Linked DNA regions of Homo sapiens: region 2 is linked to region 1. A link is a loop called in an ENCODE intact Hi-C map of the cell type or tissue named here. Cell type or tissue: endothelial cell of umbilical vein. All regions are shown on one strand. Each heading gives the region's core, and the rest is flanking DNA. Links, peaks and the distances in the headings are about the cores only. Region 1 has its middle 260 kb from the start of MIR8062. Region 2 has its middle 200 kb from the start of HAO1.

Region 1 (10,413 bases), core at 2,399-7,398:
AAAAAAATGTAAAGAAAATCTAATCTAACAGTACATAAAAGACTTATAAATCATGACCAAGTGTGATTTATTATTTGAAATTCAATCATTGTATCCACCATATAACCACACTAAATGTGTTAAAGTCACATGATTATAACAACTGATGCAGAAGAAACATTTGAGTACACTTGAAATCTCATTTATGTTAAATACAAAAACTCTCAGTATATTAGGGAAAATGATCTTCTTCAACTTGATAAAGAACATCTATGAAACAAATGACAGTTAACAGGATATTACTGCTGACAGACTGAATGCTTTCCCCATAAGACTGGAACAGGTTACTACTCTTATGTAACACTGTACTGGAAGTTATAGCCCCAGCAAAATAAAATGAAGAAAAGAAATAAGTAACAAAGGAAGGCATTTAGATTGGATTGGACAGGAAGAAGTAAAATTTCCCCTATTTGCAAATCACGTAACTGAGAAAATCCCAAGAGATATATACCAAAAAATTCCAGAACTTTATAAATGAATTCAACAAGGTTACAAGATTCAAGATCAATAAACAAAAACATTAATAACATTTCTATATGTTAATAAAGAACATGAACATGTGGAAACCAAAACAAAAACCACAATACTATGTACAATTACATAAACATAACAAATCATTTGTAGACTCTATATACTGAAAATTATAAAATATTGATGACAGAAATAAAATATGACCTCATAAATGAGAGACATACCATGTTCACATATTTGAGGACTCAACAAAGTAAAGATGTCAATTATCTCCAAATTATTTATAGGCTTAATACAATTCCCCAAAAAATCCTACCAGGGTCTTTTGTTGTTGCTGGCATGTAAAACTTACTTTAAAACTTATATAGAAAGATGCTGGTCAAATCATAGCTAAACTTTCTTGAAAATAAAAACATATTCTGGGAGACACCACTCTATTAAATGTTAAATTCCACTACGTAGGTCGAGTGTGGTGGCTCAAGCCTGTAATCTCAGCATTTTGGGAGGCCAAGGCAGGAAGACCACTTGAGTCCAGGGGTTTGAGACAAGCCTGGGCAACACGGCGATACCCTGTCTCTAAAAAAACACAAAAATTAGCTGGTTGTGGTGGCACATGCCTGTAGTCCTAGCTACTTGAGAAGCTGAGGAGGGAGGATCACTTGAGCCCAGGAGGTCAAAGCTGCAGTGAGCTGAGATAGCGCCACTGCACTCCAGCCTGGATGACAGAGATAGACCATCTCAAAAAATAAATAAATGAATAAATAAATAAATAAATAAAAATCACTATATAGGTATAGTAATCAATACAATATGCTATTGGTAAAGAGATACACACATAGACAAGTAAAAGGAGATTCCAGAAATATAACCACATAAATATGACAGACTGATTTTTGACAGAGGAGGAAAAGAAATTCTTTGGAGAAAAGAGTTTTTTTCAATAAAATGTACTGTAGCAATTGAACACGCATAAGCATTTAAAAAAAAATCTCAATTTAAACCTCACACTTTATACAACAATCAAAAATAAACTAAAAGTGTGTTAAACACTTAAATTTAAAACCAAAAACTATAAATCTTCTGGGAAAAAACCCAGGAGAAAATCTTCAGATTTAGGACTGGGATAGAGTTCTTAGAATTGACATAAAAATAATGACTTATAAAAGGAAAAATTAATAAATTGGATCTCATCAAATTCAAGATTTTTCTTCTGTGAAAGACTGTCTTTGAAAAACTAGAGATGAAGAGAACATATTTGCAAATTACGTATTCAACAAAGGGCTACTATCTGGAATATATAATGAATGCTCAAAATCAGCCTCAAAAACAGAATATCTTGAACTGACATTTCACCAAAAAGAATATACAGATGTCAAATAAGCACATGAAAAGATGTGGAACATCATTAGCCATTAGAGAAATGCATACTGGAACCACAGTGAAGATATCACTACACACCTATTCTAATGAATAAAATGTTTAAAACAGTGATAATGCCAACAGATGGTAAGCATGTAGGGAAACTGAATCACTCTTATTGCCATCAGGAACATAAAATGGTATGGCTACTCTTGCAAAGGTCATGGCGGTTGCTTACAAAACTAAACATGCACTTACCATACAATCCAGCAATTGCATTCTTGGTCACTTATCTCAGAGAAATTAAAACTCATGTTGACACAAAGACCCGTATATAAATATTCATAGTAGTTTTATTTATAACAGCCCAAAATGAAAACAGCACACATATTTTTCAACTAATGAATGGCTGGGAAAATCTATGCAGCATACATAGCAGGGAATACTGCCCAAGAATAAAAATATCAAACTACTGATATACACAATGGTTTGGATGGATGACCAGTGAATTATATTGAATGAAAAAGCTAATCTCAAAATGTTACATACTGTATTATTCCATTGATACAACATTCTTGAAATTACAAAATTATGGAAGTGAAGAACACATTAGTGAGAGCCAGGCTTTAGAGACAGGAGGGTTTGACGAGAGGGAGGTGGATTTGATTCTCAATGGTTAATAAGAGAAATTCTTCTGGTAATGGGATTTTTTTTCTGTCTGTATTGCATCAATGTCAATATCTTGGTTGCGATAGTATATAGTTTTACAAGATGAGGAAAAGTGAGTAGTGTATAGGAGATCTTTCTTTCTTTCTTTCTTTTTCTTTCTTTCTTTCTTTCTTTTTCTTCCTTCCTTTCTTTCTTCCTTCCTCTCTCTCTCTCTTTTTTTTTTTTTTTTTTTTGCATCTTGTTCTGCCACCCAGGCTAGAGTGCAGTGGCGTGATCTTGGCTCACTGCAGCCTCTGCCCCACCAGGTTCAAGCGACCTTCATGCCTCAGCCTCCTGAGTAGCTGGGATTACAGGCATGCATCACCACGCCCAGCTAATTTTTGTATTTTTAGTAGAGACGAGGTTTCGTCATGATGACCAGGCTGGTCTCAAACTCCTGGTCTCAACCGATCCACCTGCCTCGGTCTCCCAAAGTGCTGGGATTAGAGGGTGAGCCACCGTGCCCGGCCAGATCTCTGGATTATTTCCTTTCTTTCTTCCTTTTTTTTTTTTTTTTTTTTTTTTTTTTTGTTCCAGAGACGGAGTTTCGCTGTTGTCGCCCAGGCTGGAGTGCAATGGCGCGATCTCAGCTCACTGCAACCTCCGCCTCTCGGGTTAAAGCAATTCTCCTGCCTCAGTCTCCCCAGTAACTGGGATTACAGGCACCCACCACCACAGCTGGCTAATTCTCTGTATTATTTCTTACAACTACATGTGAATCTAAAATTATCTCCAAGAAAAAAGTTAACTTAAAATAGTGAAATGCATAATTCTCATACAAATATATATTTAACTTGCATCAAATATTTTATACAATTCATTATAATGAAGGAACCAGTAAGATACTAGATGGATTCAAAGAAGAATTTGAAGAACACACACACACACACACGAGTCATACAGGCAGTTATGAATGACTAAGTTTTCTAATGAATATAAAATTGGTTACTCCCTTATAGGTCAATAACATGTAATTTTTGGTGTAATCTTTGTTACAGGACTAAAAATCAGAAATCAATTATATCCCAATGGGGAGAAACTTCATATGTTCAAGAATAATTTGCTTTCTTATTATTTTTCTGCAAGCTGTCTTCCACTCCTATATAATTGTGAAATATTAGGTTGGTGCAAAAGTAATTGCAGTTTGGGGGATTACTTTGCTGGCAAAAACTGCCATTACTTTTCCACCAACCTAATAGCTTGGTCCATAGATAGCTATAGTCAGAGTGTTCCCACAGAGTTTGCTAGTCAACACTCAGCATTGTGTGAAAAGTACACCCTATTACTTCTATTGCTTATTTTCAAATTTGGGGAAAATTTTCTTACACATGTATTGAGCACTTCTGGCATGCTGTCGGAGGAAGAGTCATAATAGTGAAATGACTTAATGGAAGCAAAAAAGATGATATTTCTTACAGATTCATGATTAAGTTTTCCTCAGTAGTTACCTCATTTCTTTGTTGATCTTAGATATCATGAAAGAGGACTATAAGAATTATCAAAAGAAGGACAGTGTACCTTTGCCATTTCCTATAAGAATGAGGAAATGGCAAAGTTTTACTATTGTCTCTTCATCTCACTGTTGTTTTGGTGATATCTTATTATAAAAGTCACAATACCAGTTTAGATGGTCTAGTGGGAGGCTGCAATATATTTTTTCCAAAGTAATAATAAAGAACATTCACTGTTTACTTTTTTAAGTGCTATTCTGAATGTTTCACATTTATTAACCCCCATGTTAGGTGCTACGATTAACCCCATTTTCAAATCAGGAAACCTAGACAGAAAGACACTAAATACTTTCCTAAGGTAATATGGCTTACGGGAGAGAATTTTAATCTAGGAAGTTCGAATCTATATTCTGCACTTACAAATGCTGTGCTACAGCTTCAAGTCCTCAAGAGACTGTGCCTCATTTATCTCTCCTACTCTTAGTAAAGTTTTCTTGAAATAGAAATCCACAAATTTGACCTGTGGTAGTTCCCCTGAAAATACTTTTACTAGGTTCATTCAGCCATAAGTATGTTACACTAGTATTTAGGAATCTTAATATGAAATGACAATTCGAATGAGTTAATACAGGACAGATTAAACAAAAATCCATAATTTGCACCTATATTATTATTTACCGTTTCTTTTAGATGGTGCATAATGTACTATATATACACATAGCAATGTAGCCACTACACTGGAGATTTTTCAGTAACATGCAAATTATGAATATAAAGTGGACTTGTTTGAAATGTGTTTCACAATGTCGAGTGAATAAAATGTAAACCAGAAAAAAAAATTAACTGCAAATTAAAGTCAAATGCTTTTGGCGCTTAATGAGTGTTAATCAGCAATGGTAGTAATTTCCGTACATTATTTCATGTCACAGAGCTTGTGCATGGAATATTGGCTTCTTGCCCTCATTGTCTTTGGAATGTGGAAACTATTAGAAATCATTGCTCGTGCAAGGAAAACCTACCATGATGTTTTAGGAATTTCAGGAGGCTATGAATAATATAGGTTGAGTAAGGAAATGAATAATCATGTGGCTCTTTATAGTTTTTGTTTTTCTGAGTTTGAAGTTACAGGCTTGGCATGTTATCATTCTCATAGCATTTTTTTGTGACTAAAAGCTGTTTACTTAGTAGTCACAGGCAGCTGGGGGATACTTCTAGTTGTTTTTTCTTGCTGAAAGGAAACATAGGAATGCTATAATATAGTGATCTCTTAATGATAGAGAAGTTCACCAAACACTTATCTGATGCACACATCTTTTGAAGTCCAGATTCAAAAAATCTGGAGAACATAGACTATCAATCAGAACTTTTTATTGCAGCTTACTTGGCTGGCAATGTCTTAATACCTGAAGTCACACAACTGAGGTCTACTGGAAATGAATTTCTACCCAACTTTGTCTGGCTGCAGACCTCTGCTTACCAGTGTCTTCCCTCATTACCAAAGTAAAGACTTTGTCATATGTGAAACAGCCCAAAAAGCAGGACTCAGACTTCTTCTCTATGGTAATTCTGAGCTCAGTCTTGGGAGCCTCCTGAGCTGAGACTGGGTTTTGCAATGTGACCTACCTTGACCTAGCAGGAGGCCAGGCCATAGCTGCTTCTGTCATTGCCACATAAACCCGTTCTACCTTCTTAGCCATAGTCCCAGTTACTTCTAGTAAATATCAAATGCAGGAAAACCAAAGCAGCAGAAATACAGGAGTAATTAAGTAAACATACGCCTTTAAAATACATTTTGAAAAATGTTATCTAAGATTTGAGAATTCTGAGTTCTCAACTTGGAGCAAAGCCCAAAGAAAGGAATCAAACCCTTGGCTTTATTATATCTTAATTCTTACTGCCTCAAGGTGACAAAAAGATGAATCGTAATGTAGTAGACTCTGTTAGTGTCTTGTCAAGATTCCATTTACCTTCCAGTGCACCCATCTCCCAGCTCTTCTGCGAGTTCACTGTTCATGGCTCACAGCTGCCTTCTCTTCTCAAAACTTCACCTTGGTCAGTGGGAGCCATGCTACCCAGCAATATCTGAGGAGTTATACTCTCATGGGAGACAATGCCTGATAGCCAAAGGGTGAATGATGAGAGGGCACCAAAAACTCTCCACTTGTAACAAACCCTGCAGGCTATTCACGTTTCAAAGTCCTCCAAGGAATCAGGCTGGGGCTAGACTTCATCTGGAACACCTATCTGGATAGCTGTTGCTTCTTTCCTTTATTCCTCTCTTTCCCTTATAGGTTTCTCCTGATAGAACATCTTTAGTAAATTATTTTCATAGGCTCATGCATGTGCTTGCACACACACACACACACACACAAATATGACAGCCTCTGCTTCTAGGGAACTTGACCAAAACAAATACTCTGGGAGCTATCAAGGAATAACAGTAGGCGGGGGATAAGTCTTCATGTAGAGGGAGAGAGATGAAAAAAGGAAAAGAAGTTGTATTTAACAAACAAAAGAATAAGTGAAGTTACTTCTTGTCCAGCTCACAGAATCCGGAATGCTCTTAATTTTTAAATAGATGTATTTAATTTTCTCCAATGAGAAGTTAAATGCCTTTGATAGCATATTGTCACTGGAAATATATATTTTAAAATTTGTGAGCTACAAAATAATTTATACAATTAGAAGCCTTTCAAAAGTAGGCATCATGGATACGCATGGTAGGAAGGAAGCTTAGCAGTTCCTTACAGGTAGGCCTCAAGACATTTCTAAGAATTGGGTGTCTTCTCTTTTTTATAAATTCTGAGATAAGAACATTTATAACAAATTCAGCAACTTATTTTGATAATGAGTCTCAAAGCCTGAAAATTATTCATTTTAACCTAATACAAGGTGCTTGCCATCCAGTTTAAATTTCCTTTCCCTCTTCTGCCCTGTGTAGACTTAAGGAATTGCTACATTGTATTGTTCCCTTTACTTTTACCAGAAGGGTTCTTCTTCCTTTACTTTTTGGGAAGAAATAAAATGAGGGTTCTTATTTCTCTAATGTAGGGGCAGGGCTCTCTTGAGCATCTCTGTGGTTACAAACTTGTAGATATTCTAGATAAAATATGCTCCTATAATATGTGAGCTTGAATGGCAGAAAATAAATAAGGATCTAGAAACAAAGAGGGAATTAAAGCTAAGATGGCAAAGCACAGGCTGATGAGTGGGTAACCTGGGACAGTTGTGAGTAACGGGGTAGCCAAATCAACAAGCCAAAATGAATTAAGCCTTTAATCACTTTCTGCTATGGTATAAACAAGAAGCCAAAAAAAGAGAAAGCACTGACTCCCCTGTTCCCTTTTGCTCCATGGGGCAGTGCACCGGTGAAGGGTCAGGTGGGTCTCCTGGGGCTCCTGGGGATCGTCTCACTGCAGTATTAGGGACCCTGAGGTTGCAGAGAGGGTGAGGAGGAACGGCTAGGGGTTGGAAAGTCCTGGGCACTGAGGCAGAGGGGGGATGTGTCTCCAGGCTTGCCCCCTCCTCTTCCCATAAGGAGGCCTTGGTGCCTGCAGAAGACCTCAGCTCAAGGCCTCTGATAAGGAGCCTAGGAATGAAGCCTCTGAGTCCTTGACTGAAGCTCCCTCACAGCCCCACACATGGGCCCTGCTCTGGGTCTGCTGTGGGGAGGGCAGCCTTCCTCTGGGGCAGCCAGGTAAAACCTGTGTCATTACCTATGTTTGGACCTGAAAAATCACACACAGTTCTTTTAACCAGAAGCCAGACTCCTCAAATCCCCTAAGGACATATAATTTGTTATTTTTTGTTCTGCACTTGTTAAAAGGCATAGCACTGGAGTTCACAGGATGCTAACAGCCTGGCATTAAGCTAGGACCCCAGACGAGCTTTCTCTTCAGTTTAAAAAAAAAAAAAAAGGAGTAAATTAACATACTAACATTAGCCATTAGTCCATAGAAGAGAAAAATAAAAGCATATTTTTGTCATTATAAACTTAGGGTCTTGCCCTGTTGCCCAGGCTGGAGTGCAGTGGTACAATCATTGCTCGCTGTAGCCTCAAACTCCTAAGAGCAAGAGATCCTCCTGCCTTAGCCTCCAGAGTAGCTGGGACTAGAGGCATGGATCTTGATATGGAACAAAATCTCTCATGAGGAATGCAGGGCCCAGGGCTTTCTATGTCCCTTTGTGTGTCTGGATTCCAATTTATATCATATATGTGATAGGAGAATATCCCAAAGCTACTCAGGGTCTGACAGTGAAAGACACAAATAACCTGATGGGTGCTTTGTAACAACCTATTCAGAGCACAGAGTACACGAGATTTCTACACAAAACACTAAATAACCAATATGAGGTGAAAGAGTTGATAATAAAAAAATTAACAAATGACACAAAGAAAGAATTTATTGCGAGGGATAGTCATGTGAATAGTTAGTCATATAACCAATACACGTTTAGACACGTAGTGGTAAAACTGCACACACAAGACCAAGAAAAACACAAGAATTCATAAAGAATCGGCAAATTTTCTGGGAAGGAATAACAATTAAACTGGCAGGAAGTTTTTCATCAAGACTAAGAGAGACCAAGAAACAGTGAAAAAACATGTTCCATGGATATTTGAAAATAGGCAGCAGAGAGGAAGAAACCACACTTATGATTTTTTAAGACCAACAAACAAAATCAATAGCGTTTCTGTGCACCAGTCCAAACCAGTTAGAAAGTATTATGCATTTTATAAAAATTCTGTTCACCACTGGAGCCAAAACCAGAAGGTATCAAGGATCAAAAAGCATAAAACCTGTGTATAAAGAAAATTATTAAACTTTATTGTAAGTCACTAAAGAAAACCTTACTATACTGAGGGAGATGCCATGTTTGTGGGTGGAAAGACTGGATGTAATTTCAATAGAATAATCTATAGATAAAACATATTTCCAATTAAAATCACAAGATGATTGAAATATTTTCTCACAGACCTTTACAAACGGATCCTAAAATTTTACAGAATAAAATAGGTTTTAAGACTTTTATAAATTTGAAAAAGAATAAAAGGAGTAACTATATCACCAGATAGGCACACCAGTGATATAGTTATCAGGACAGTGAGATACTGTTATGGTCAATAGACAAAGGTGGTGCTGTCATGCACATTACGTTAATGACAGAGTGGAGAGCTTAGAGACAGGCCCACATGTATATTATTTTCTCTGTACGAGAAGTGGTATTGCAAATCATTGTGGACAGAATCAACTAAAAATAATTACTAAATTATAATATTACTCCAAATGATATAAAAACATACATTTCAGATTCTAAATGTGAACAACAAAAAACTTTAAAACTTTTAGGAGACTCTGTAAGAAAATCCCTTGATGGACACAGAGCAAAGTTTAATGTCATCAACAAGACAAAATTCACGACCCATGAAGGAAGTGAATGATAAATTGACTACCCTAAAATGAATAAAATCTGTGGAAAAAAATAACACCATGAACAAAGTTAAAATCCACACCACAGATTGGCAGAAGATATTAACAATGAATGTAGCCAGTAAACGCTTAGTAGCCAAAATACTTAAGGCATGCCTCCAAAACAATGGGAAAAAAATAAATAACCTGATAGAAAATGGGCAAGAGATAAATGGGAAAGTCTGAGAAGGAGAAAAGAATATGCCGTTAAACATGGAAAATGCTACTTAATTTCACTAGTACAGAGAAATAGAAATTGACATCATACTGAGATCCATATAGCCATCTGTCTTACACAAATTAAAATAGATTAAAAAGACAGAAGTCTGATAATTTCAAAAGGAGGTGAGGATGAAGGGTAATGTACATTAATTAAGCTAAAAATATTAGCTGAAACTGAAAGTCACAATTGCAGCAGCTTCATACAATAAAAATTCATTTTTTATGTCCTAGTCCAGTGGACATGTTGTACAGCCTCTGATGAGGTCATTCAGAAAACCTGGTTTCTCTCATCTTGAAGCTCAGCTTTCTTTATGGCCCTCCGAGAACTCTCCATTCAGTTGATAGATGGGTAAATAAACCTTTGGGAAGATTCACTTATTGGTCACTGTAACTTAAGGACCACACATCTCTTCTACTCTCATGTCACCAGTATCGTCTTTTGGTAACACCTAGCTGCCAGGAAGACTAGGAAACTGAGTCCAGCTTTATCATCAGAAGAAAAAAAATAGGACTTAATGAATGTCATAATCTCTTGCCACACAATAAGACACTTGTACATTACTGGTGAGACTGTACATTAGTACTGCCATTTTGGAGGGCAATTTTTAGTAAAGTATACTTAGAAGACATTTTAAAAATTAAATATATCAGTGTAAGTACATTTGAAAATGTAAATTAAATTAATATAAGAT
Region 2 (10,413 bases), core at 2,275-7,274, 110 kb before region 1:
TCTGTTGTTTCATTAGGTGTTGCAAAAGGCTTATCATACACATTTTATTTTAACTTAAAAAAATTCTAATAAATACTGATTTGTCAGTTTATCATGGTAGGGCCTAAGTGCTTTCTCTGAAGATAGATTTTCCTGTTAGCATTCCACATCATCGTTTAGCACAAACCACATTTGAAATGTGGGATCCATGATTAACATTTGCAGTTTGATTGAAGAGAAATGAGCCCTTAAAAATACTTGGAGAGTAATCTTTCTGCACAGCACTTTTAGATTTTTATAACATTTCCCACCAGCCTCATCTTCAACAATATTTTTAATATCTTGATTTAATTGCATCATTCCCATTCATTTTAATTTTTAATTAATTATTTATTTAAGTGGACTATTCATGGGGCACATATTGATATTTCCATATGTATAATGTATAGTGATCAGATCAGGGTAATTAGCATGCCATGATTCCTTTTCAGTTGGATATAACATTGAATTCAGTTACCCGATCACAGCATAAGAACTGACCTAGTTGAATTTGGGAACAAACAACACAGATTCTTGGTAAGCAAATAACCAGACAGGTAAGAACAGAAGTTCATGGACATTATAGTGTGGCTTAGAAAGCACATGTGTTCATCAGTCAATGTGCTTTATAGAGGAAGAATAGAGCATGAGTTATCCTGATCATTGGTGAATTAGAGGTGGGTTGTGAAAGTTTCTCTTGAATGGGGCATCATTTCCAGCTCCTTAGGTGACAGGCCATTGTTTACTTCTGTCCTGGTGCACGATCTTGGCTGCTTTGGATTTGATTAGCAATGTAAAGAATACAAGTGACTTGTGGGTCTATAACTAAATAAAAATACAATTTCTTGGTAACACTTGGCTGTGACCCACTCTGGAACCAAGAAATTCTCCAAGCTCTACTCCACGCCAGCTTCCCAGTCAGGGATTACATGCTCTGGATAATGTTCTAGGTCAAGAATCTGTGCAAGAAAATATCTTTGCTTGCTCAGATCTTGTTATGTCTCACCGCCTTAGCTACCTATCTGCTAGATACATACAATCTCGGGAGTAAGTGGCATTGTCCTTGTCTGTTTGTACAATTTAGAACATGTATAAAGTGATTGACAAGAGTAGTTGCATTTTCTGTTGAAGATGCACCAAAAAACCCTTTCTTTCAAAGAAAAATTTTAAATTTCATTGTCTCCTCCAGTGATTTTCCTCTTCTCTAATCTGTAAGTCATTAAAACCCTGTGCCTCTTCTGGCCACACCTTCCCATTTCTGGAAACTCAAAATATAGTTTTCCTTGAAACAATATTATGAAAGGAAGATGCAGTGAAAAAATTATAATTAAGAGCATGATATGGTTGGGCTTTGTTTCCCTACCCAAATCTCATCTTGAATTATAATCCGTATAATCCCCAGGTGTCAAGGGAGAGACCAGATGGAGGTATTTGGATCATAGAGGTTTCCCCTATGTTATTCTCATGATAGTGAGTGAGTTCTCATGAGATTGGATGGTATTATAAGTGTTTGGTAGTTCCTCCATTCATTCTTCCTGCCACCTTATGAAGAAGGTGCCTTGCTTCCCCTTTGCCTTCCATCATGGTTGTAAGTTTCCTGAGGCTTCCCTAGCCATATTGAACCGTGAGTCAACGTAAACTCTTTCCTTTTTAAGTTACCTAGTCCCAGATAGTTCTTTATAGCAGTGTGAAAATGGACTAATATAGAGCATATTCTGTATCAAGAAGCTTTCATTATAACAAATATAGAAGCATTTATGACATAATATTTATGTCATGTATTTTTTTTTATTATACTTTAAGTTTTAGGGTACATGTGCACATTGTGCAGGTTAGTTACATATGTATACATGTGCCATGCTGGTGCGCTGCACCCACTAACGTGTCATCTAGCATTAGGTATATCTCCCAGTGCTATCCCTCCCCCCTCCCCCGACCCCACCACAGTCCCCAGAGTGTGATATTCCCCTTCCTGTGTCCATGTGATCTCATTGTTCAATTCCCACCTATGCGTGAGAATATGCGGTGTTTTTTTAAGGGACATAGTATATTTTATTATGTGCATTACTCATTTAAATTTTGTTTCTGTAAATTTACTGCTTTGGGTCTTGGTACACTCTCCAGAATAGTTTGAATGCTTTTTCTTTTTAGTAAAAACTTCATTAACTGCATGTACCTAGGTTTTCCAGCTTGTTTCTTTTCAATTTGGTTTACATGTTTTTAACCTAGAGAATTTGTAACATTTTTATAGCAAAATCTATCAATGTTTTCCTTAATAATGTATTTCATCACTTTTACATGTAAAAGTAAAGATTGGTCTCCTCTTGAAATCCAGTAAATGTTTATTGTTCTGTTCTGTTTTGTTTTTTTGAGACAGGGTCTCCTTCTGTCTTCCAGATAGGAGTGCAATGGCATATCATAAGTCAGTGAAGCCTCCAACTTCCAGGCTCAAGCAATCCTCCTGCCTCAGGCCCCTGAGCAGCTGGGACTACAGGCATGCACCATGATGCTCAGCTATTAATTAACTAATTAATTTATTTGTTTATTTTAGTAGAGATGAAGTCTCACTATGTTGTCCAAGCTGGTCTCAAACCCCTGAGCTTAAGATCAACCCACCTCAGCCTTCCAAAGTGTTGGGATTAGACGGATGATCCACAACTCCAGGCTTTTTGCTCATTTGCTTTATTCTTTCTCCAAATGTAAGGCCAGTTGTCCTTTTGTGATTTACTACATAAACCATCCTTTGTTTACTATCTTTCATGCCATTTCTGTCCAATATTAAGCTACCAGTGTTTGTTTCAGGACCAGGATTCTCGTATTTTCCACTGGCCTATTTATCTTTCTTTGTGACTGCATACCTCATCTCTTTAATATCCTTGTTTACTGGATCCAAGTGTTGAAACCACCTGGATAAAGTTTATAAAATTAATCAGGGAAGAAGAGAAGGAAGAAACAAAAATAAACCAAGCTTGCACCATGTCCAGCATTCATCATTAGGTCAGCCTGCTCTCTGACCTGCATCCTTGGAGTTGTTTGGTGCTGACTGTCCTGGAATCACATGGACCCTGGATTATAGTTCCCCGTAACTGGTCTATAGATAACAACCTGAACATTATGAGACATTAAGTTTTCTCTTTGAGATATTCCTTCAGGTCCTGATGAAACTACTGACTCAGCTGGTCTGAAGGACCCCACTGATGCCAGTTGGGCTGAAGAACCTTGTGAGAAGCTGACTCACCAAAGAATGCAGTTTCCACATTCTGATGATTTCATCCTGTTTGCCCTGGCCAATCAATGATCCCAATTTTTCAGCCTCTCATCTTCCACAATCTCCTTGAAAATGCCAGCTCAGAACTCCCTGGGGAGATGGATTTGATGTTATCCTTCCACCTCTTCACTTGGCACCCTACAATAATTAAATTCTTTCTCTGCTGCATCCCTGCTGCCTCAGTGTAATTGGTCTGTTACTGTGCAGTGGGCATATAAACATGTTGGCCCTATAACAAATTTTGTTATAAGAGCTATTCAAGAGCCCCTTGTGGACATTTGGCTCAGTGCCCCCTTTCCACTGGGATGGACCCAGAGACAAGCCAAGTGGCCACTCAGTTCCACCGAACTAGCGGCTATCTCTGATGTCTTGCCTATTGACAGATCTTGTGACCTCCTTGGAGTTCTTGTGGCCTCTCAGAAGGTCTTGTTGCTTCCTTGGAAGTCTTATGGCCTCCTTGAAGGTTTTGTGGCCTTCTTAGAGGTCTTCTTGCCTCTTTCAAGGTCTTGCCAAACCTCCCTAGAAATAAGAAGGACCTTGTTTGAGGGGATTTCTATTCACTTGGAAAGAGAATAAAGGGCATTACTTGGGTGAAATTTCTGAAATTTAGAACTTGATTTTGGAAGGCCTTGTTATTTATCTTTGTCTTATTATGCATACTTACGGCCATGGAGGAAATCCCCTGAAGGAATTACTAGCAGAAGCTCAGCAGGCCTAATTCAGGGAACTATCTTTTTTTGTATGGCTAGTAACATTTGGTGAGCCCTGAAGGAATTGCTACTGGAAGCTCCACTAGCCTAACTCAGAGTGACCATCTGCTCTTCCATCCTTCCTGGGGACCACCTACTGAACTTCCAGTGGAGCTCATTCCTCCCCGCCTTGAGTGCATCAGTGGTGCTAGAGACCAACAGGAACAAGTGTCAGCCTCACCACGTCAAACTTCGGCAGTGAGCAGAGTGACTAGTGCCTGTGTTTTGGTGTGTGCGCATCTTGGCTGGAATGGGAAATGTTGATTTGGTTCTCTGAAGCAGTCTTTTGGGCTGCAACCTGCAAAATTCAGAAGGTTTTGTCTATAAGTGCATGAAACAAACAAACAAAAAGTTGATTTTCTTTTGTAATACTGCCTGGCCACAATACATGCTGGATTCAGGTAAGCAGTGGTCATTAAAAGGCTCCCTCGATTACAGTACTATCCTGCAGTTTACTGCAAGAGGAAAGAGAAATGGGAAGAGATCCCTTATGTATAATATTTTATTCTGCTTTGGCAAAATAAACCAATGGAAAAGAAATGCAAAATCATTGTTCAGCAAAGGAAAATACCTGTTTGGCTGACTGACAAGAAAAAAGATAATGATACGTTGGTGGTTCAACTAAATAAGCATACTGTTCTCACAGCGTCATCACCTTATGTGGAAGCTGCAGCTGCTCTGCTGGCCCCTAAGCTGGAGTCCTCACCCTACAGAGTTCAGGAGTTAGGAGCAACAAAAGTGGTCTTTCCCTCTCATTCCTGACAGGGAACTCAATTCAATCAGGATGCCATTTTGGCTCTGGGAGGACAATTCCCCTTACAGCTACTCATAAAAGAGTTTGATGCTGCTTACAGGCCAACCTATGGGATTTGTTTGGGTCCACTCTCCATTTTCTACCTCTGACTTGTTTAATTGGAAAAACAACATGCCCACCTGTCAGCAAGATGCAAAGTGGATAGAGAATCTGTTCTCCTCAATATTTGGTACTCATATCCCCACATGGACAAATGTCTAAAATTTTTTAAACATATTTTTAACCTTAGAGAATCAGAGAATGGGTTTAGATAAAGCTCAGGAGGAAACTTATTGACTGCATGCTGACTCACCCGGCAATCTGGTAAGAACAGCTGCCTAAGTTGCAGTGCCCGCCCTTTATCCAGGATTGAATGTAAACACTGCAGATAGACCTAAGCTGGAACATGATTGGGATTGCATTTTGGCTGGTCTGTGGAAGGGGGTGCCCAACCAAAGAAACCTCAGTAAGGACCAGGAATTTAGAGAGCAACCTAATGACAGTTTCTCAGAGTTCTTACAGTGGGGTTTTGAAGAGTTTGGACAATACATGGATATTGATCCAGAAGCCCCAGACAATTTAAAAATGGCATACATGAGGTTTGTTAGTCAAAGTGCCACAAATTCTTGGAAAAAGCTGAAAAAGGTGGACAGGCTTTTATGAATGTCTTTGTCTTAGTTGGTGGATATTGCTTTCAATGTATTTACTGATCCAGGTGAAGAAATGGAAATAAAAACGAAAAATGTACAAACAGCTGACTTGTTGGCTGAGGCTTTGACTCAAGGAGTCCCTAGACCATGATAGGGACCCCTGCAAGCACATCATCTAAGGTAGGACCACCTTGGCCCCAAACTATCAATAAAAATGGTTGTCTTACTGCAGGTCCCAAACAGTGTGCCTATTCAAAACGGAAAGATGACTGGAAAAAAGATTACTCATGCCTCAAAAGCCCAGTGCTGGGAAAAGTTAGCCTTCAGTTCACCTAATTCCCCAGATGTCTAAAGGGCTTGAAGCAGATCAGGAAGAATGGGGCTGAGGTCTTTCTCCTGACCCAAACCATACCTTCTGTATTTCCCATATGGAGCCTTGGGTAGCAATGACAATAGGAAATGAGTTTTTGAAGTATTATGTAGATGCCGGTACTGCTTATTCAGTATTGAACACTCAGTTGTCTAAATTTTCTTTTGAGTTTATAAAAGTGGCTGGGGTCTTTGGAAAGATACTGCCAAGATTACTTCTCCGAACTTTGTGCTTTCAACTAGGACAAACTCATTTAAAAGCTGGTTTCCTATACATGCCTGAATGTCCTATTTGTTTGTTGGGACAAGACTTCCTGGCCAAATTAAATGCTTAAGTTACCTTTTCTCTGCATTGGATGAACATTCAGGGGCCCCCAGAAAAAGCCTGTGTTCTTCAGGTTGCCTTCTTGCAAAGAGAAGTTATTGAAAATGCCCCCACACAGGAAGAGGTATAAGACAGGGGTCCCCAACCTCTGGGCCATGGACCAGTACCAGTCCATGGCCTGTTAGGAACCAGGCCACACAGCAAGATGTGAGCATTACCACCTGAGCTCTGCCTCCTGTCAGAACAGTGGCAGCATTAGATTCACACAGGAGTGCAAACTCTATTGTGAACTGTGCATGCAAGGAATCGAGGTTGTGTGCTCCTTATGAGAATCTAACCAATGCCTGATGATCTGAGGTGGAACAATTTCATCCCAAAACCATCACCACCACCCCCATTCCCCACCACTATCTGTGGAAAAATTGTCTTCCATGAAACCAGTCCCTGGTGCCAAAAATGTTGGGGACACTGCTTTAAGAGGTGAGTCCAGAAACTTGGGCAGATGAGGCCAGGGAAAGTGAAAACCACACTCCCAGTGTGAGTCAAGGTTATGCTAGAGTAACAGTGAAAAACCTAAAACAGTACACTAAGGGAGAACAGGCACAGTGGGGCATTTAGCCTTTATTGTTTGCCTTCTTACAATATGAGCGCATTAGACCCTGTCAGATCCTGTGCAATATGCCTATTCTGCCACTATAGAAGCCTGGACTTAAATAATATACATTTATACAGGATTTGAGGGCCAATAAGCAGATTATGGAAGACATCCATCCAGCGGTCCCCAATCCTTACACACTACTCATGACATTGCCTGGTAAGTTTGGCTGGTTTTCAGCCTTAGAGCTAAAAGATGTCTTTTTCTGTATTCCCCTGAATCCAGAGTCCCAATAACTGCTTGCCTTGGAATAACAATACCATGTTCTAAAGCCTAACAGCTGTTTTATTGGACAGTGCTTCACCAAGGTTTCGAAAACTCTCCAACTATCTTTGGGGAAATACTTGCCAAGGACCTGTGAGACCTCCAATTAAAAGATGAGACTTTGTTACAGTATGTTGATGACATAGTAATAGCCTGCACTACTAAGACAGACTCTGACCAGAACACTATATTGACTTTAAATTTCCTGGCAGAAGAGGGATACAAGGCCTTTGTGTTAGGCTGCTTTGCATTGCTATAAAGGAATACTTGAGACTGGGTAATTTATAAAGAAGGGAAGTTTTACCTTGTCCCATGGTTCTGCAGTCTGTACATGAAGCATAGAGCTGGCATCTGCTTCTGGTGAGGGCTTCAGAAAGCTTATATTCATGGCAGAAGGTGACAGGGGAAGCTGCTGTATTACATGGTGAGAGATGTCCCTTTCATTTACACGTCCTTGCATTTTCAGAATATCTTCCTTTACTCTTAAAGCTTTAATCACCCTTTTGTTCCTATTTCCATTACTGCAATGTTTAGAATAGCACAATAATACTGTAAACAAACTGTCTCAGAATACTGCTACTGGAGAAAACCTGTCAAATTGTTGGATCTGTCAGAAATTCCCAAAGATCATTCAAGATACACATTTTTCATTAGTGACTTCTTAGATCACAGACTTCTTAGATGTCCACAATCACACTGTGGTTCATTGTCTGTGAATAACGGAGAGTTTTGCTTCTTCTTCTTCAATCCTTTTATCTTTCATTTTTCTCTCTCTCTCTCTTTTCTGCTTGCCTGGGATCTTCAGACAAGATTTGATAGTAATGATGATAGCACATGTCTTTATCTTGTTTATATTTTCAATTGGATGGTTTTAGTGTTTTATCATTACCTGTGATCAGGTTTATGGTTTACCAGGCTATGGAACTTATCTGTTAAAAGACTTTTTTGTTTTTTAATAAAGACTGGTGCTATGCTTTGAATGTGTCTTTTCCAGATGTCATGTTGAAACTTATTCCCCATTGTAGTGGTACTAAGAGGTGGCACCTGTAGGGAAGTGACTAAGATATGAAGGTGCTCTGCCCTCATCAATGAATTAGTGTCTTATAAAAGGGCTAGAGGGAACTGGGTGAGGTCATTTTATGCCCTTCCTTCCCTTCTTCCAAGTGAGGATATAGCCTTCAAAGTGACATCTTTGAAACAGAGACTGGGCCCTCAGTGCACAGAACCTCTTGACACCTTAATCTTGGACTTTCCATCCTCCAGAACTGTGACAAATAAATTTCCATTCTTTATAAATTACAAATGATGAGGTATTTTGTATAGTAGTGCAAACAAACTAAGACAATTGGGTATTGGATTTTATTAAATGCATTCTGTGAATCTATTGAGATCACAATTTTATCTTAATTTGTGAATAATATTAAATATGCTAGTGTGAAAGTGGTAAAATAGATGAAAATTTTATTTAATTTTAAATAGTTAAATAATTAGATTAATAATTATCCAATATTTAATTTGAATAATACAATTAATGTAATTTAATATACTTTTTGCTAATAAAATATTATAATTTTGCACTTGTGCTCATAAGTGTAAATTGAGTTGTATTTTTTCCTCATATATTTAATTTCTGGTTTGAGCATTAAAACCTCATAAAACAAATTGTGTGTATTCTTTCATTTTCTGTTTTCTAAAACAGGTGAGTTTAAATTTGTTTGTAAACTCTCTGGGTCTGGTGTTTATTTTTGTGGTTTGTTTTAAACAACTGATTTGCTTGCTCTAATGGTTATAGGTCTATTTAGATTTCCATTTTTTTCCCCAGGGCAACCGCTGTCATGAAGGATTTTTTAAAATTCAATTTTGGTAAGTCTTATTTTTGCATTAACTTTGTTTTTATTTGCCTGCATTTTCAATATTATTGGCATACAAATAATGAATGAATAACTGAGAAAGGAAAAATATAAGGGACACAATTTGGAAAACAAATAGTAAAATGTTGAAATTCAAATATATCAGATTTTCCATTCAATATGAATATTGTAAATACTCTAATATAAATATTAAAATGTTACTTGTAAAAGGAGAAACCTTAAATTTAAAAATTGCAGAAAGGGTGAAAGAAAACATCTGAAAAATGTTTGTAAATCACACAAACATTAACTAGAATAAAGTTAGTATAGACACACTAGTATCAAACAGGGCAAAAAGAAGAGATAAGGGGAGATATTTAATGGTGATTAGTGACATCACCAGGAAGATATAATATAGTAATTTTAAACTTATAGCTATAAAATTTCATAGTATTAAAATAATTAGTGTAAAAATTGACAGATCTTATGGAGAAAGAAAAATCCATAATCATATTTGGAGATTTTACCACCTCTCTTTCAGAGTAACATAAGGACCAAGATTCAGGAAGGGTACATAAGCTCTGAACAACACAATTAATCATGCCAAGTTAACAGCCAAATTTGTAAATATAAAATACTATGTTAACAACTGATACATGTGCACGATTTCCCACACACATTGAAAATTCACCAAATAGGCCAAACCCTGGATCATAAAACAAGTCTCAACAAATTTCAAATAATGCACCATATAGAGTATGTCCATTTACTATAGTGGAACTAAGCTAGAAATTAACTGCAACATAAATATTAAGAAATGTTATTTAAACAACCTGGGGTTAAGAAATAATCACAATAGAAATTAGAAAATATTTTGAACTGAATTATAATAACAACATTACATAACAAAACTTGCAGGATCCAGCTAAAGTCATTGTTGAAGGGAAATTTATATTCATTTATTAAATAAGAGGAACCACTTGAAATTAATCCAAGAACCCATTACAAGATGTTAGAGAAAAAAAAGAGTAATTAAAGCCAATATAGAAAAAGAGCAACAACTAAATTTAATCAAGGAAATGGGGGGAAGAAACTGAAATAGATGAAATTTAAAAATATAATAGAAAGTATCAACAAAGCCAAAAAATGGTTTTCAGGGAGGAAAAATAAAATGATGCCTAACTGGAAAGACTGGTAAAGAGAAAGGACATTTAAAAAACTAATAAAATCAGGGATGAAGAGGGGCATCATTATGGATCCTGCAGACATTGACAAGACAACAAAATAGGATTATGAACAACTTTATCCTAATAAATATAAAAATATAGAAGAAAAAATATTTATAGGAAAACAAAACTTTCTAAAATTGACAGAGAAAAGAGAGAAAATTTAAATACCCCCACACATATTAAAGAAATAGAATCTACATTTCACCTACTGGGGAGGTGAGGAGACAACTCCAGACTCGGATG

Evidence for each region. Hi-C counts contacts between places; a loop is a spot of excess contacts. Peaks named below come from ENCODE experiments on the same cell type or tissue, not always from the same donor. Only the 100,000 strongest peaks of a DNase experiment are listed, where the experiment ranks them.
Region 2: it touches region 1 in a loop (6-fold over the local background); 1 of 110 quality-filtered maps calls a loop at or near these places.

Annotation. Positions count from the first base shown.
Region 1 is chr20:7,623,141-7,633,553 of GRCh38, reverse strand. No RefSeq gene overlaps it. Among named protein-coding and RNA genes, the nearest start is that of MIR8062, 260 kb to the right of the region's middle. In endothelial cell of umbilical vein, for the core only: no CTCF peak of the experiment used is centred there; a DNase peak (open chromatin) is centred at 5,033; H3K27ac peaks cover 2,740 bases.
Region 2 is chr20:7,737,427-7,747,839 of GRCh38, reverse strand. No RefSeq gene overlaps it. Among named protein-coding and RNA genes, the nearest start is that of HAO1, 200 kb to the left of the region's middle. In endothelial cell of umbilical vein, for the core only: no CTCF peak of the experiment used is centred there; a DNase peak (open chromatin) is centred at 5,169.